Regions from separate parts of the Homo sapiens genome. Here region 2 is linked to region 1. The links are chromatin loops, found by intact Hi-C in ENCODE. Cell type or tissue: chondrocyte. All regions are shown on one strand. Each heading gives the region's core, and the rest is flanking DNA. Links, peaks and the distances in the headings are about the cores only. Region 1 overlaps LOC124906091 (a long non-coding RNA gene). Region 2 overlaps METTL8 (methyltransferase 8, tRNA N3-cytidine).

Evidence for each region. Peaks named below come from ENCODE experiments on the same cell type or tissue, not always from the same donor. Only the 100,000 strongest peaks of a DNase experiment are listed, where the experiment ranks them.
Region 2: a loop joins it to region 1, with 1.9 times the contacts of the local background. A loop is called at or near these places in 3 of 110 quality-filtered maps.

What each region holds. Positions count from the first base shown.
Region 1 is chr2:170,969,510-170,978,965 of GRCh38, forward strand. LOC124906091 (a long non-coding RNA gene) reads left to right here. Exons shown (of 3, transcript XR_007087293.1): 2 at 430-550; 3 at 3,459-4,012. Among named protein-coding and RNA genes, the nearest start is that of GORASP2, 45 kb to the left of the region's middle. RefSeq lists silencers at 3,967-4,276, 4,417-4,666 and an enhancer at 7,976-8,532. In chondrocyte, for the core only: CTCF peaks have their summits at 4,085 (motif pointing right) and 4,286; DNase peaks (open chromatin) are centred at 4,026 and 4,538.
Region 2 is chr2:171,343,231-171,352,686 of GRCh38, forward strand. The region is part of intron 3 of METTL8 (methyltransferase 8, tRNA N3-cytidine); the gene reads right to left. Among named protein-coding and RNA genes, the nearest start is that of METTL8, 86 kb to the right of the region's middle. RefSeq lists an enhancer at 4,017-4,066. In chondrocyte, for the core only: a CTCF peak has its summit at 4,066; no DNase peak of the experiment used is centred there.

The DNA of each region.
Region 1 (9,456 bases), core at 743-8,742:
TTGTGAAAAGTTTTTTCTTCCAGAGAGTGGCCCGATTTTATCAGTAACTTGTGAAGGAAGGTTGGGTCTTCTCCCTGTGACCCTGAAGATGAAGGTCTTCTTTAATTATCTGACTACCCAGCAAGGTTTCAACCCTGTCTTCAGATTAGAATCGCCTCAATTAGAATATTAATTCCTGGGCTCTTGGAGTTTTTAAAAACTTCCCCAGGGAGGGTGGACCTGTAACTGCGGGAGGTAACAGGGGCATAGGAAGGTCATCGTTCTTGCTAGGTGTTTACTTTTACCACTAAGCAAAGTGCACAGGTTAGAGGAGGGATCCTTTTGTCATTTATATATATATATATATATATATATATATATATATATATATTTGCATTAGATCTAGGAAGAACAATTTCCGACTTGGCTAACCAAAGTGTTCCTTTATAGGCCTTTTGCATATCGAGCCAATTGATAAAATGGGGAATTAATGCCACAGCCAGTTATTCAAGCACTAGAACAAGAAGACGTGGAAGGGCAAGTGGGCCCCACTCCCAGCTGGGGGCTGCAGGTGAGGGGGATGGGGAGGGGTGAGGAGAGTGAGAATGTGCAGCAAAAGAGCAGAGGAGTAAGGAGTGCAGACAGGTGCAGATGCCGCCCCACTGCCTCTCCAGGGAGTTACACGAACGTGGGTACTCTGGTCACTGACAGTTTAGAGAAAACGCCACACTGCAGCCATTGATGGAGGTGGGCCTCGGACTTTCAGTGTTACCAGAGTTGAGGTTACACTGTATTTCCTGGCAAGAAATAGATACAAGCCCATGCTCCATGAAGGCCGCTGGGGTTTGGGATAATAACAGTAGCCAGCATGTATTAAGTGTTTCCTGTACATGGGGTGAATAATGAGATAAGACAGTGCTCTGCCCAGCAGACGAGAGGAAGCAAACAGGTTCCCCCTAGGCATGTTTCCTTTGAACTCCCCTGTATATATTAAAATGTGAATTAATTGCCAACATTTAAAAATCAGAAGGTTTCACATAAATCCAGATTTCTGGTTTCTCAAAGTCACAAGATCTGGCAACAGATCAGTCCTACAGGGAAATGAATGCCCCTTGGAGTCTCTGTCCTCCAGTCTCCAATTCCCACAGCCCCACCTGCGTGCGCCAGCCCCCCTCCCACCACCCGCAGGTGTCTGAGTTTGCAGAGCCCTGTGTTATCCTGGTAGTAACACAGCTGAGTCTGGGGAGAGGGGAGGGATAGCTGGGAAACTGAGGTTTCCTTACAGTCAGCGGGGCCAGAACCCGTGGGGACCCAGGATTAGGAAACAAGGTCCTTCACGGATTTCATTATTTAGGATCCAATGAATCGTGTGGAATGGGCACTAAGGTTAGCAAAATTTGAAGTAGTTGCTTAGACTGTAAACCTGATGGAGAAAATGTCCCTGGACAATGACTGGGACAGTAACAGCAATTTGAGTTTCACTAGTCTCTTTTCCTAAAGCCATATTCTGGGTCCCCAACCCATTGATCATTTACCTTAACAACCAACTCTATTGGAATTGATCATTCTCTTTTCCAGAGACCAAGGGTTGTGAATAAGAGTTCATGAATCCCTGACTGGCTTTCTTGCCGTCCACTCTCCATGGCCTTGCTTCCTGGGGAGGGGCCTGTTTGCCCAGCTCTGCCCAGGCTGGCCTGGTTTGAGACCCATACTAAGAAGTCTGCCTGAGGTTCAGGGCAAGCCTCTTCCAGAAGCACTTGAATTATGGTGGCTGGGGGTGGGGTTACAGGAACTTCTCATTTCTTCTCATAAACTTGCATATTGCCAGAATTTTTAAAACCACAATTACTTTTTATTATTTTATTTTACTTTTTTTTTTTTTTGAGATGGAGTCTTGCTCTGTCACCCAGGCTGGAGTGGAGTGGCGCAATCTCGGCTCACTGCAACCTCCCAGGTTCAAGCAATTCTCCTGTCTCAGCCTCCTGAGTAGCTGGGCTTACAGGCATGTGCCACCACGCCCGGCTCATTTTTGTATTTTTAGTAGAGATGGGGTTTCACCATGCTGGTCAAGCTGGTCTTGAACCCCTGACCTCAGGTGATTCACCTGCCTCGGCCTCCCAAAGTGCTGGCATTACAGGCGTGAGCCACCGCGCCAGGCTTCGAATTGCTTTTTTTTGTTTGTTTGTTTGTGTTTTTTTTGAGACGGAGTCTCGCTCTGTCGCCCAGGCTGGAGTACAGTGGCACTATCTCTGCTCACTGCAAGCGCTGCCTGCTGGCTTGACGCCATTCTCCTGCCTCAGCCTCCCAAGTAGCTGGGACTACAGGCGCCCGCCACCACGCCCGTCTAATTTTTTGTATTTTTAGTAGAGACGGGGGTTTCATCGTGTGAGCCAGGATGGTCCCGATCTCCTGACCTCGTGATCCATCCGCTTTGGCCTCCCAAAGTGCTGGGGTTACAGGCGTGAGCCACCGCACCCGGCCTGAATTACTTTTTAATCACTAACAACAATGGGGTTATTTTGATCTAGGGGGTGTGGATGAATGGGAGACTTACAGAGCCAGAAAAAGCCCTGTTCCGGGCCAGGCGCGGTGGCTCACGCCTGGAGTCCCAGCACTTTGGGAGGCCGAGGCAGGCGGATCACGAGGTCGGGAGATCGAGACCATCCTGGTCAACATGGTGAAACCCCGTCTACTAAAAATACAAAAATTGGGCGTGGTGGCAGGTGCCTGTAGTCCCAGCTACTTGGGAGGCTGAGGCAGGAGAATGGCTTGAACCTGGGAGGCGGAGGTTGCAGTGAGCCGACATCATGCCACCGTACTCCAGCCTGGCGACAGAGCGAGTCTCTGTCTCAAAAAAAAAAAAAAAAAAAAACCTTGTTCCATCTCTTCTGAAGCCTTTCATTTCAGTCTGTCCAGGACGGCCGCTGCTGCAGGGCCGGGGAAGCTTTTTCCCCAAGCAGCGTCATGACTGGTCAGACTAAGGGAGCTCTCTGCTAACAACCCCCAACACTGTCCCTAGATTAGAATTATCCATGAAATTTCCCTGAATAGACTTGCACTGTGACTGATTTGCAATGCTGTGTTGTGTTTGTAAATCAGTTTGGCCAGAACCGTGTAGCTCAGACAGCTATGCTGAAAGAGCCCAGAAACACAATGGCAAGAATCCATGTTGTACCCAGGCGCTGTTTTGGCTTCTAGAGCTCTGGAAACAGTGTTAGCGTCAGGTAGTGAAGTATGCATGGTTCCAACACGTTCACTCGAGATCAGTGGCTAAACAACCTGTGTGCTTCTCGGTGGTGAGGAACAGAACTGCTAGAGGAGCCTCATAAAATCAAGAAGAAACAGATGCCTGTTGTATGAGTCCAGGAGCTCAAAGCTCATTCCGATTTTAATAAACAGTTACTTGCCTTTGTCTCTGTCAAGGTTTTGTTTTTAAAGGGCATGAAACTTTAGAGACTAATTCATTTCCCCAAATTCAGATCTCTCTTAGGTAAGCAGTACAACCTGAGAAAAGAGGACAACCCTCTGGGATCTTTGGCACCGTGACGCTGCCATATTCCAGGAGAGGACAGGTGAGGGTTCGCTGTGGCTGAATCGGAAGGAGACAGAAGAAGCAGGGACGAGCCACCGGGCAGGCCTCAGGACAGGCTTAGGTTCTGAACTTGATCCCATGGACTGGTGTTACCCAGAGTGAAGAAAACTGTCTTTCCTCCTTTAATACCTATATATTTTATTTTAGCACGTATTGGGGAAAAAATAATAGTTGCATTGGATATGGCTAATTTTACGAATTAACTTCAGTGAAAAAAGGGAATGGTTTTAAAGAGAAGTGATGGGTGAGTTCTTGAGTTAATTCCCTCAGGGGAAGCAGGTGCGCCTGGAGAGCTCAAACCGAGGCCCCTGCTTCACAGGCGGGCGGGCTTTGGGGTAGGAGCTGAATCCACGTAGGTCTGCCCGGTCCCACGCCTCAGTTCTGTCCCCACGCGGCAGGTTCCTGGAACGACATTCACCTTTGTTCAGGAACTCCGGTCTTACCGCCGCCCACGTGGAGTGGGATCCGAGCCAAGGGGGCCTCCCGAGCGGGGACTACAGTGCGCGCCACGGGCCACCAGGTGGCGCCGGGAGCCTGGGAAAGCCGCGCCCCGCCAGCGGCCGCGGGGTCTCCGGGCCGCCCTCGCAGGGCCCCTGGGCGGGGCCGGGGCGTCGCGGTGGGGCGCTTTCCGTTCTTTGGAAGAAGGGCTCTGGTCCCCCGCTTTCTTTCCATCTCAGACCCAGTGCGGAAACGTGGGGGATGAGCCTGGGCGCCTTCACCAAACGGAACCCCCTTTAATCTGATGTGAAGGCAAATCTCTCCACCGGGGGACCCGTTGGGTGCGGCGGAGACACCCTTCGGTGGCTGAGAAACCCTCAGACGCCGTGGAAGCACCAGGGGTCTGAGCGCCCAGTGCGGGAGGTGCGGGGCCGGCTTCCCTCCCCGGGGCTGGAGCCTTCAGGAGCGCCGCCCCCACCCGGCTTCCTCCGAGGGCAGTGCTGGACTCTGGCCTGGCCCCTGGCCGGCCGCTGCCCTTGGCCTCGTCCAACCCACACCCGCGGGGCGGAGGCTCCTGCTGTGCACAAGCCCGGGGCGCCGGGGTGGGGCGGCTGGGTCTGGGCCCAGGTGTCCCGAATCCAAAAGCATCCCACTGCGCTGCCTGTAAATTAGCGATTTCGGATCTAGTGATGAGCAGAGGGGACAGAATAGCCCAGAGGCCGGGTAACTAACATGTGCGGGATCAAGGAAGGCGTTCGTGGGCAGCTACTATTAGGGCTTTGAAGAATGCATAGAGGTTCTCTTAGGTGGTCAAAGTGGAAGGAAGAGGTTCTCTTAGGCAGAGGGAACAGCGTCTGCAAGGACACACAGGAATGTGGCACGTGGTGTGTCCCGGAACTACAAACAGCTCTGGTTGCTGGAATGTGAAAAGTCAAGTATGGAGTGGTAGCAGTTGCCACAGAAGGGGGAGCGGGGCCAGATCGCCGAAGGCCTTGAATGCCATGCTCAGGGGCTTAGACTGCACTGCCCTGGGGAGTTTATAAGGGGGATGGATGTTTTTTGTTCTTGGCAGTGAAGTACCCAGGGAGCTTGCCCCTTACATAGGTCAGTGGTCTGAAAAACCTCCTTTTTGGCAAGCAGGGGCCTTTCGTGAAAGAAAAAAAAAATCATATGGCACATAGATTCAAAAGCCAGGCCAGTGTGGAGCTGCCGGCAGTTTCCCTGTGAGCAGGAGGGAAAGGCGGGGCATCCCTGAGAAAGGAGCCATAGTCATCCCAGCCGGATGGCGTGGGAGAAATCTCAGGAGTCCATTATCCCCAAACACTAAAGTCCAGCAAAGTGCTGTGCCACATGTCATCCCCCACCCTCCACCTGCCTGCTGTAGTTGTGGCTGGAGGAGTAACTCACATTTTCCCTGGTCTTGTAGCAGACTGGGAAGAACCAAAAGCTGAATAGGGTGAGAGCATCCTCTTTCTTCTTCAGCTCTTTAGCCAAAGGACTCTTTCAATCCTGAGCTCGGAAAAGCAACCATGGACCAGCACTTCTCAACCCTGGTGGCTTTGAAAAACACTGTTGCCTATGGATCAGGGACAGCATTGTGGAGATCCTCCCTCTCAATTCCTTCATTTTATAGATGAAAACAGTGAAATCCAGAAAGGTTAAATGTCTCTCCAACAAGCATACGGCTAGGGGGTGGTAGAGCTGGGTCTATACCTAGTACCCAGGTGGAAATCGGATCCAGGGATTCTTTCAGCAAGCCTGAGACCCGGGCAGGTGTGGGGCGGGGCCGGTGGAGCAGAAACAGACCAGGCTGCAACTGCAGGGCTGCATGGAGGACCTGGGTGCAAGGTCCTCGGGGGACTCGTGGGGGATTCTCAGAACCCAGCCCCCAGGGCTTTTAGTATCTTCATTTTGATCACAATTTAAAATAGCAGTGGTTTGTGGGGGTTTTTTTGTTTGTTTGTTTTTCCCAACAAGGAGATGGTGTAGTCAGTGATCAGACCTCGGTTGTGAAGTCAACTCGATTCAGCCTAGTCAAATGGCCGCTCGCTACTGGGGGAGCTTCCACCACTGCAGGGGCCATGCACCTGGCTTCAGCATTCTTCCTGGGCACGGGCATCCTTCTGCCCCTGCAGACTGGCAGAGCAGCAGAGGCAAAGTGGACAACTAGGGTGAGAAAGTGCTACAATGCGACCTGTGAGGAGGGGAGGTGGCCTCAGGGGTTATACCTGTCTTCAAGCCTTGGTGTCGTGGACAAAGTCTGACTTAAAGTCCTCTCCAGCACCTAGCTCCCAGCAGGCACTCACCATATGCCGCACAAAGGCACAGGCGATGAGTGTAGCTCCATGTGCTGGGTGCTAGGTTAGAGTCGAAGGGGTGGCAGTCAGTGCCTGGCATGTGGTGGGCACTCACTGGGGTTCTCTGCCTGGGCCACTCCCTTCTCTGGACCCTGGACCCTGGACAGGGATTTGAGTGGGGAGGGGCCTGCCTTCCTGGGAGGAAGTTACAGAATGGAGCAGGGTGGGGAGGGGAAGAGGTTTCAAACCATTTCCCACCGCCCCCTGGGGGGCATGGGCTATCTCTGGAGGTATGCTGTGCATGGGTCAGTGTGACCGAAAGGCAAGGGCTACTCTGCCTCTGACACCCAGGTCCGAGGCTTTGTATTCTTGAATTTGCCATCCAAAACCACAAAGTTGTTTTAAAAAACCCACGAAGTTGTTTAAAAGATACAAATTTAGGCTGGGTGTGGTGGCTTATGCCTGTAATCACAGCATTTTGGGAGAATCACTTGAGCCCAGGGGTTGGAGACCAGCCTGAGCAACATAGTGAGATCTCCGTCTCTACAAAAAATGAACAAAATCAGCTGGATGTGGCGGTTTGAGCCTGTAGTACTTAGAAGGCTGAGCTGGGAGGATTGCTTGAGCCCAGGAAGTTGAGGCTGCAGTGAGCTGTGCTTGCACCACTGAACTCCAGCCTGGGTGACAGAGTGAGACCCTGTCTCAAAAAAAAAAAAGAAAAAATATATATACATACATACATACACACACATATATCATTTGATCCTTAAAGAACAGAGCTGTCGGCCGGACGCGGTGGCTCACGCCTGTAATCCCAGCACTTTGGGAGGCCGAGGTGGGCGGATCACCTGAGGTCAGGAGTTCAAGACGAGCCTGACCAATATGATGAAACCCCGTCTCTACTAAAAATACAAAAATTAGCCGGGCGTGGTGGCATGTGCCTTTAATCCCAGCAACTCGGGAGGCTGAGACAGGAGAATCTCTTGAACCCGGGAGGCAGACGTTGCAGTGAGCCGAGATCACGCCACTGCACTCCAATCTGGGCAACAAGAGTGAAACTCCATCTCCAAAAAAAAAAAAAAAAAAAAAAGGCGGGTGTGGGGAAGAACAGAGCTGTCTTGCACCCTGACTACATTTACAGACTTCACTCAGAACCAGAGAACACTATTTATATTTTTCCCCAGGTGGGTCTTGGATCCAGTGTTTAAGCAAAAAACTTTTCAAAATTCCCCAATACAATTGTTTTTCTGTTAAGAAAATTAAATAGCTCATTAAATAACTTTAAAATCTCAAAAAGCTGTATCAGACATGACCCATGGAAGTTAAATGTAATTTATTAGATATTGCACCATGGGCCGGGCCAACCAACATGGCAAAACCTCATCTCTACTAAAAATACAAAAAAATTGGCCAGGCGTGGTGGTGCCGACCTGTAATCCCAGCTACTTGGGAAGCTGAGGCAGGAGGATCACTTGAATCTGGGAGGTGGAGGTTGCAGTGAGCTGAGATGGTGTCACTGCACTCCAGCCTGGGAGACACAGAGTGAGACTCCGTCTCAAAAAAAAAAAAAGATAAGATACTGCACCATGAATTGACCGAATACTCTCCCCTGCCATTACTTTGGTCACTTCAAAGGTTTCTTTTATGCGCGTCCGTGTGAAGAGACCACCAAACAGGCTTTGTGTGAGCAATAAAGCCTTTAATCACCTGGGTGCAGGTGGGCTGAGTCCGAAAAGAGAGTCCGTGAAGGGAGATAGGGGTGGGGCCATTTTATAGGATTTGGGTAGGTAAAGGGAAAAAGGGGGTTGTTCTCTGGCGGGCAGGAGTGGGGGGTCACAAGGTACTCAGTGGGGGAGCTTTTGAGCCAGGATGAGCCAGGAGAAGGAATTTCACTAGACAATGTCATCAGTTAAGGCAGGAACAGGCCATTTTCACTTCTTTTGTGGTGGAATGTCATCAGTTAAGGCAGGAACCGGCCATCTGGATGTGTACGTGCAGGTCACAGGGGATATGATGGCTTAGCTTGGGCTCAGAGGCCTGACATTCCTGTCTTCTTATATTAATGAGAAAAATAAAACGAAATAGTGGTAAAGTGTTGGGACGGTGACAATTTTTGGGGGGTGGCATGGAGAGATAATGGGCAATGTATCTCAGGGCTGCTTCGAGCGGGATTAGGGGCGGTGTGGGAACCTAGAGTGGGAGAGATTAAGCTGAAGGAAGATTTTGTGGTAAGGGGTGATATTGTGGGGTTGTTAGAAGAAACATTTGTCGTGTAGAATTATTGGTGATGGCCTGGATACGGTTTTGTATGAACTGAAAAACTAAACGGAATAAGAGAAGGAGAAAAACAGGTATTAAAGGTCTAAGAATTGGGAGGACCCAGGACATCTAATTAGAGAGTGCCCAAGGAGGTTCCGCATAGCCCTGCCAGCAAAGATTATTTATTTACTTTAAGAGTTAAGAGTGGCGGTTTGGGGATAGCACCAGGAGATATCAGCTATGATGGCTTGGAGAAACAGTGTAAACTGGCAGTGTAAACAAGAGCAGGGCATGTATGAGTAGTTGAGAATGGTGAATAGGAGTATGACTAGACAGAAGACAGTAGGGAAGACAAGTTTTTTGGGGCACAGTCCAAGTGGGTCTGGTGTCTGGAATGAGACTGGGGCCTAATAAAAAGGAGCATCTATACGGGAGCTTAAATGGGCTGTACTTTGTAGCATTCTGAGGACAGGCCTGAATTCTGAGAAGGGAAAGTGGTAAAAGTATTGTCTATTCCTTTTTAAGGTGGTGGCTGAGCTTGGTGAGGTGTGTTTTTAAAAGACCTTTAGTCTGTTCTACTTTTCTTGAAGACTGAGGACTGTAAGGGATATAAAGGTTTCACTGAATACTAAGAGCTTGAAAAACTGCTTGGCTGATTTGACTAATAAAGGCTGGTCTGTTATCAGACTGTATAGAGGTGGGAAGGCTAAACTGAGGAATTATGTCTGACAGAAGGGAAGAAATGACTGTGGTGGCCTTCTCAGACCCTGTAGGAAAGGCCTCTCCCTATCTAGTGAAAGTGTCTACTTCGACTAAGAGGTATTTTAGTTTTTGTGACTCGGGGCATGTGGAGTAAAGCTAATTTGCCAGTCCTGGGCGGGGGGGCAAACC
Region 2 (9,456 bases), core at 412-8,411, 370 kb after region 1:
GGAGCTCGAGACCGGCCTGACCAACATGGAGAAACCCCATCTCTACTAAAACTACAAAATTAGCCGGGTGTGGTGGTACATGCCTGTAATCCCAGCTACTCAGGAGGCTGAGGCAGGAGAATTGCTTGAACCCGGGAGGCGGAGGTTGCGGTGAGCTGCGATCGTGCCATTGCACTCCAGCCTGGGCAACAGGAGTGAAACTCCATCTCAATAAATAAATAAATAAATAAATATAAAAAATAAAATAATAAAGGAAAATAATATTAAGAGAAAATACACAGAATAGTATATACATTGATGGCAGCTCTAAAATTTATTTTATAGTCATTCATAACAATAAGTTGAAAATTTGAAGCAATGATAACAATTTAATCATTATTAGGTAGCTCTTTCTTTTGCAAAGCTGTATCTACTTCTTACACAAAGATTAAAGAATCTTAGCTGAATTCTTCATTCAAATTGCCTACAGAATTTCCTCATTTGATGAAAGGTTTGAATTAGAGTAGTATCTCTAAAGTCTGTTTAAGCTCTAAAAATTCTGTGTACTTTCCTATTAAGCGCCATGAATTTATGGAGAACATTAAACATTATCAGTTCTACAGACTACAAAATCTTGGATCAGATTGCCGTTTTAAACATGAGTCTGTACTACTGTTTTAATTTTTACAATTTAAAGAGAAAATGAATCTGTAGTGACGTGACTGCAATCTGGTTCAGAAACCAAACATGTCAAGCATCTAAATTCAACTCTAGCCTATGTAATATTAGAAGGCAATAGTCAGGGTTTGCTAATATACCTATTTTCAAGCCTTTTCCAACTATTTCCCACTCAGGAATTAGGAGAAAAGAAATCAGATAATTACATAAATTATACCAATAATAGTAGCATTAAAAATGACAAGAATAACACATATTACGTGTTTATTATGGGCTACGCACTATGTCAAATGCTTTACTTGGATTTTTCCCCCATTTAATCCTAGCAGTATCTCTCAGATAGATTTTATTATTCCAATTTGCAGAGAAAGAAATTCAATGTCAGAGGAAATAAAGAATTTCCCCAAGGTCACCCAGCCAGAAAGAACAGAGTCAAGACCTAGCCTAAGTCTGCTAAACTCTAAAGCCCACGCTCTCACCCATTACACTACACTGCCTCCCGAACACAAAGTCAATATGAACCCCCTGAAAATCATCTCTGCTTTTCTGATTCATACTTTCTTCTCAATTATGAAGTATCAAGTTGAAATTAAAACCTCAGTGTGGCTTACAATCAGTGTAACTACATTGTAAAAATAATGCTGATTGGAGTTACCCTTCATTAAGACAGATCAGAAATACATAATTAATTAAACTGCATACTTTAAATTATAAGAAATATAAACCATGCAGTTATATGATGAAATGATGAGCAATAGGAACATTAAATGCTCTATGAGAATATATGGGTTTGTGGGACAGAAACAAAACAGAGAAGCAGCACCAGTGTCTGGAATTTGGCTTTCAGCAGCTTCTCCAATCAATGCTGGCAACTCCATAGTTCCCAGTAATGTGTGAGAGCTTCTGAGACCCCACAGCTTGGTCAATCATCATAATTATGATTATGAGACAACAAACACCTTCAGTGTATGATTTAATTTCCTGAACTGCAAGAGTATCTGTGTTAACAGGGGAATTGGAGGAATTACTGCTCTGACCATGAGTAAAAAATTCAGTATCAAGCTGCTGGTAAGGCAGGTCAGGAATGATAAAATAATATAGCGTGGAGAAATCTGCCCTGTCTTCATCTTGTTTAACTGACTTTCTAAACAGGTGTATTAATGACAAATTTTTCTTGGAGGAAAATTTTTTTTCTTTCCTAGGTTGGTGATTCAGAGTTAACTGCTTTATGCCAGTGGCAGTAAGAGGGATGTAGCGATCTGTTTAACTACAGCCCAATGAAGCAACTTCTCAATTATTCACTTATTAAATTCAATATTGCTGAGGGAAAGAAGGAATATGCACGCTAACCATCCTTAAATATTCAGAATTCATTCTGAATCACACTCAACATCACAACTAAGAAATTGAATTAAACCATTTATGTATGACATATATAATATGATTAATATGAATTATGAAAATTTATTCTAAGTTTCCATGTAATAAAAAGCAATTTAAAGTTATTTTTGCACATCAATTACGCAAATACCTGAGCTCTCAAAGTTGGAAATTTCCACACATCAGTGAGAAAATTCATTGTCTAATAAAAGAAAACTCTTAAAAACTATGAAATTAAAAGTATGTTTCTAAGAGCACTGCATAAAATTTTAAACAAGCAAAGCCAACTTATAAACAAATAACCTAAATTTATAAGCATAAAACTTTTAGCTACTCTCTCTATATATTTTTTTCACATAGAACATTTTCTCAATGGTAAGGTATTCACAAAGTAAAGTATAGTGAGACTCATTCTTTTGCTTGACATAGATAACTTTCCATAGGTAGATAGTTAATTACAGGATATTTTAAAGTAAAAATAGCAGCTGCTTTTGTTATTCCATTTAAAAGACTCATTACATTTGCTAAATAACTGAGATATGACACACTGGAGATGTTTTTTAGGAAATTATAAAATATAATTATGTTAACTCAAAAATTGCCAAATGTATCTTTCATTTCTCTGAATTAACTTGCTTTTAAAATAAATTTGAGCTATAGTAAAATTGAAAATAAATTACAAAAAGGAAATGTGGAATTAAAAATCATTAATCTGGGCAATCTTATTGAAAGAAATGAGGGCCTGGATCTATAGTTTTTTTGTTTTTGTTTTTGTTTTTTGAGACAGGGGCTTACTCTGTGCCCAGCCTGGAGTGCAGTGGTGCAATCACAGCTCAGTGCAGCCTTGACCTCCTGGGCTCAAGTGATCCTCCCATCTCAGCCTCCCAAGTAGCTAGGACTACAAGCACGCACAACCACGCCTGGTTAACTTTTAAATTTTTTGTAGAGATGGGGTCTGACTGTTGCTCAGGCTGGTCTCAAATTCCTGGGCTCAAGAGATCCTTCCACCTTGGCCTCCCAAAGTGTTGGGATTACAGGTGTGAGCCACCACATCCGGTCCCAGATGCCATATACATTTTAATCACAAAAATGAAATGTCAACCATCCTGCAGCAAGACTATTATTTGTGATGCATAATTTCTTACTTTCAGATTGTGAGAGTGTTTCCTGACTTCAGTTCTCACCAACAGCTGAGACAATATGTGAGAAATGGGAAATGGGAGTGACAGGAGAGCCTGAGACACACAGAGACCAAAAGAAATGTGCCAGAGAGTTGGCCAGCATGGGAGAACAACCAGTACTTCCTCCCAGTTGCATTAAAATAAAGTGAGATAAGATCAGTAAACAGTGCTCCTGCTGTATAATAATCTGCATATAGAATACTCTGTGATGGGAGAACACTGGCTCTTTCAAAGATTTAGGACTCTCCTAGATAAGAAAAGATGGTGGTTCACAGAGGCACTTGCCGAAGAGCCAGGTCACTGCTTCCTCTGGGGTCTCAGTGTTTGAAAGTAGAGCTTTTAAACAATCTATTTACCTTGACCCATATTCATCAGAGACATTAAATATCAAACCTGAAGCCTCACCCAGGGTGCTGCAGACTGGCACGTCTGTGATCCCTACAGAAATTGCGCTGGATGGCTCTCACTGTAACGTCCTGCCACTCAACATGGTTCCTCAGAACAAAAGTATTCTTCCTTTACCACCCTCCGGGTAGCCTCAGTTATTGCTCTGTGTGCCCTTGCTTACGTGTGATAAGATGGTCACCCCCATAATGTGTTCCTTCTCCCTGCAGTGGTCCCCTGACAGGTATAAAGCCCATCACACTGAAGTGTTACAGAGGGGATGCAGAAGGGACCTAGCAGAAGCCTTTATCTCTTTGAGTCATTTTGAAATGGAATTTTTTGTTCTGTGTCTCTGCAGCAGTCAGAAAACTTGCACAGAAAGAGACTGGACATACTAATAAGCAAATCAAATGCTTCAAAGTGGTATCATCAACCCTCTCCTGCCTGCCTTTCCTGCTTCTACAGAGAGAGGCCAGTCACCACCTTTCTATTTCAGTCACACTACGTACGGTTCTATGGGAACTGTCATTTTCCTTTACTGCGGTTTCCAAGGCCCTAAAATAACCTTCTCATTAGCTTCACCAAGTTCATTGTTAACATAAATAGGACAAAATAGGCAGCCACATACAAACGACTTTAAGGGAACACTATCAGCACTGCTCATCTATTTATGTTCTAAATGGAAATATTCAAAATAGGGCAAAAAAATCCTTGGTTTTTCATATTATCAGGAAATATATTGTGGATAATTTTTAACTTCCTGGAAATGAATTAAGATGGCTGACAACTTTTAATTCAGTTTAGGCTTGACTCTGTCTGTCACATCCAGGTGGCCACCAGCAGAAGCTTGAGTAATGTGGAAAATATGTCTGTGCAGCTGCTGGCAAAGAAGCACAGTTATACTTCTTCAGAAACAGTGTGACAGAGTTCCTGCAAAGGAATGCAATATTGGCTGATTTGTAAGCAGTACTGCCACTGGTATGCACCCTCGAATCCAACCCTAATACTCTCTGGCCATATTCCCCTCAAAGACTTCGTGGTTGAAGCTCATAAAAATAGAATGATGTCATTGTGGATCAGGTGCTCTTCATTTCTGTCCACTCTCCAGGATACAATAAGGAGCTTAGGAGGAGGATGGAGAACTGGCTCTACGGAATAGCAAGTGATACCAGAAGATAAGATAGGTAGGCACTGCCCTCTTCACTAGGTAAGGGCAGCTAATGAGGGCAGTCTCATTAGCTTAGGCTCCCCAACTACTGTTGCTTCAAACTTTGGCCTCAATTTGTAGACTAAAGTCACCAGAACAATAGTTAACTACCAGTGGGATTAGTGATCTTCCTTATACTTGGTTTACACAGAGGAATGCTAACATCTTTCCCTGGGGAGTTCCAGGACAGCTGATCAATCTAGAAACAAAATTCAATCTCAGGGGTTGGAAACCTTTTTCTGTAATGGGCCAGATAGTATTTTAGTCTCTGTGGGCCAGCTGCAGCAGTCTTTGTTGCAACTACTCAACACTGTGACTATAGCTCAAAAGTGACCATAGACAGTATGTCAACAAATGAGTGTGTCTGTGTTCCAATAAACTTTATTCACAAAAACAGGCAGCAGGCTGGATTTCGACCATAGACTAGTTTGCTGACCCTTGCTTCATCTAACGGTTACACTGATGTTGCCACAAGAGTGACCAAAAAATGATAACCAGAACCAAGTTGTTCTGGCAAAACTAATCTATTGTATTAGAAGCCAGAATAGTGGCTCTTATGGGCCACTATTTGTGGGATTAGTGGGGTCAGGGATCAGGGGGAGTACTGTAATTGGGAAGAAGCACATGGAAGCTTCTGGATTAATAGTAATATTCTGTTTCTTGATATGGTTGATGTTTACATAGGTGTGTTAACTTCGTGAAAATTCATTGAACTATGCGAGAATTCATTGATGAGTTGTATAAATTTCTGTGTCTATTTTATAAACTATTTTTAAAAAGAAAAAAAAAGAACCAACATGTTCTAAGGGAGAAATCATTTTAAGAAAAATAAGGCAGAAAGTCCTATAGAGAGAATATAAGAGTTGGGTAAAGTGTCTGTGGGTTCCCAGCTGTGCAATGAGGATGATGCAGGCCAAGTTCTTTTGTTTGTAGTGTGCTTTTTAAAAAAATTGTGATTACAAACCACATAATGTAAAATTTAACATCTTAACTATTTTAAAATGTATAGTTCAGTACTGTTGAGTATATTCATATTGTTGTGAAACAGACCTCCAGGATGTTTTTATCTTGCTAAACTATTAACTACATACCAATTAAATGACAACTCCCCCTTTTATGAAATAACATGAGGTTAAAAAAGTAGATCCCCAAATTATATATGTATTATAATTACAACTGCTTAAAATTATATACACATTGGGTAAAAGTTCTAAATGATGAGCTAAAAACAATTATGTTAGAACAGTAGGATTAAGAGGCAATTGTCCTAAATTTTCTTAATATTTCCCCCATTTCCCGAGCCCTTGGCAACCACCATTTTTCGTTCTATGAATCTGACTACTTTAGATGTCTCAAATAAGTGGAATCATACAGTATCTGTCTTTTTGTGGTGGCTTATTTCACTTAGCATCACGTCCTCAAGGTCCATCCATGTTGTAGTATGTGACAGGATTTCTTTCCTTTTTAAGCCAGAACACGATTCCATTTTATGTATATACCACATTTGTTTTAACCATTCATCTGATGATGGGCATTTTAGGGTACTTCCACCTTTTGCCTATTGTGAATAGTGCTGCTATGAACATAGGTGTGCAAATGTCTCTTTGAGACTTTGCTTTCAAATCTTTTGCATATAACCCAGAGGTGGGATTGCTGGGTCATATGGCAGTTCTATTTTTTATTTTTTTAGGAACTTCCATACTGTTTTCCATAGTAGCCACACCATTTTACAATCTTACCAACAATACACAAGGGCTCCAATTTCTCCAAAGCCTTGTCAATGCCTGTCATTGTCAGGTTTATAAAACATTTATTTATTTTTATTGATATATAATAGATATAAATATTTTCAGAGTACATGTGATAATTTAATACCTTCTAATCAGTGTAACTGGTATATCCATCAACCTAAATATTTGTCTTTTCTTTTATTATTGTTATACTTTAAGTTCTAAGGTACATGTGCACAACATGCAAGTTTGTTACACATGTATACTTGTGCCATGTTGGTGTGCTGCACCCATTAACTCGTCATTTACATTAGGTATATCTCCTAATGCTATCCCTCCCCACTCCCGCCACCCCACAATAGGCCCCAGTGTGTGATGTTCCCCATCCTGTGTCCAAGTGTTCCCATTGTTCAATTCCCACCTATGAGTGAGAATATGTGGTGTTTGCTTTTCTGTCCTCGCGACAGTTTGCTCAGAATGATGGTTTCCAGCTTCATCCACGTCCCTACAAAGGACATGAACTCATCCTTTTTTATAGCTGCATAGTATTCCACGGTGTATATGTGCCACATTTTCTTCATCCAGTCTATCACTGATGGACATTTGGGTTGGTTCTAAGTCTTTGCTACTGTGAATAGTGCCACAATAAACATACGTGTGCATGTGTCTTTATAGCAGCATGATTTATAATCCTTTGGGTATATACCCAGTAATGGGATGACTGGGTCAAATGATATTTCTAGTTCTAGATCCTTGAGGAATCGCCACACTATCTTCCACAATGGTTGAACTAGTTTACAGTCCCACCGACAGTTTAAAAGTGTTCCTATTTCTCCACATCCTCTCCAGCACCTGCTGTTTCCTGACTTTTTAATGATTGCCATTCTAACTGGTGTGAGATGGTATCTCATTGTGGTTTTGATTTGCATTTCCCTGACGGCCAGTGATGATGAGCATTTTTTCATATGTCTGTTGGCTACATAAATGTCTTCTTTTGAGAAGTGTCTATTCATATCCTTTGCCCACTTTTTGATGGGGTTGTTTGATTTTTTCTTGTAAATTTGTTTAAGTTCTTCACAGATTCTGGATATTAGCCCTTTGTCAGATGGGTAGATTGCAAAAATTTTCTCCCATTCTGTAGGTTGCCTGTTCACTCTGATGGTAGTTTCTTTTGCTGTGCAGAAGCTCTTTAGTTTAATTAGATCACATTTGTCAACTTTGGCTTTTGTTGTCATTGCTTTTGGTGTTTTAGACATGAAGTCCTTGCCCATGCCTATGTCCTGAATGGTATTGCCTAGGTTTTCTTCTAGGGTTTTTATGGTTTTAGGACTAACATTTAAGTCTTTAATCCATCTTGAATTAATTTTTGTATAAGGTATAAGGAAGGGATCCAGTTCCAGCTTTCTAATATGGCTAGCCAGTTTTCCCAGCACCATTTATTAAATAGGGAATCCTTTCCCCATTTCTTGTTTTTGTCAGGTTTGTCAAAGATCAGATGGTTATAGATGTGTGGTATTATTTCTGAGGGCTCTGTTCTGTTCCATTGGTCTATATCTCTGTTTTGGTACCAGTACCATGCTGTTTTGGTTACTGTAGGCTTGTAGTATAGTTTGAAGTCAGGTAGCGTGATGCCTCCAGGTTTGCTCTTTTTGCTTAGGATTGACTTGGCAATGTGGGCTCTTTTTTGTTTCCATATGAACTTTCAAGTAGTTTTTTCCAATTCTGTGAAGAAAGTCATTGGCAGCTTGATGGGGATGGCATTGAATCTATAAATTACCTTGGGCAGTATGGCCATTTTCATGCTATTGATTCTTCCTATCCATGAGCATGGAATGTTCTTCCATTTGTTTGTGTCCTCTTTTATTTTGTTGAGCAGTGGTTGGTAGTTCTCCTTGAAGAGGTCCTTCACATCCCTTGTAATTTGGATTCCTAGGTATTTTATTCTCTTTGAAGCAATTGTGAATGGGAGTTCACTCATGATTTGGCTCTCTGTTTGTCTGTTATTGGTGTATAGGAATGCTTGTGATTTTTGCACATTGATTTTGTATCCTGAGACTTTGCTGATGTTGCTTATCAGCTTAAGGAGATTTTGGGCTGAGACAATGGGGTTTTCTAAATATACAATCATGTCATCTGCAAATAGGGAAAATTTGACTTTCTCTTTTCCTAATTGAATTCCCTTTCTTTCTCTTGCCTGATTGCCCTGGCCAGAACTTCCAACACTATGTTGAGTAAGAGTGGTGAGAGAGGACATCCCTGTTTTGTGCCAGTTTTCAAAGGGAATGCTTCCAGTTTCTGCCCGTACGTATGATATTGACTGTGAGTTTGTCATAAATAGCTCTTATTATTTTGAGATATGTCCCATCAATACCTAATTTATTGAGAGTTGTTTTAGCAAGAAGGGCTGTTGAATTTTGTTGAAGGCCTTTTCTGCATCCATTGAGATAATCATGTGGTTTTTATCTTTCCTTCTGTTAATATGTTGGATTACGTTTATGGATTTGTGTATGTTGAACCAGCCTTGCATCCCAGGGATGAAGCCCATTTGGTCATGGTGGATAAGCTTTTTGATGTGCTCCTGGATTCAGTTTGCCAGTATTTTATTTAGGATTTTCACATCAATGTTCATCAGGGATCAGGGATATTGGTCTAAAATTCTCTTTTTTTGTTGTGTCTCTGCCAGGCTTTGGTATCAGGATGATGCTGGCCTCATAAAATGAGTTAGGGAGGATTCCCTCTTTTTCTATTGATTGGAATAGTTTCAGAAGGAATGGTACCAGCTCCTCCTTGTACCTCTGGTAGAATTCGGCTGTGAATCCATCTGGTCCTGGACTTTTTTTGGTTGGTAGGCTCTTAATTATTGCCTCAATTTCAGAACCTGTTATTGGTCTATTCAGGGATTCAACTTCTTCCTGGT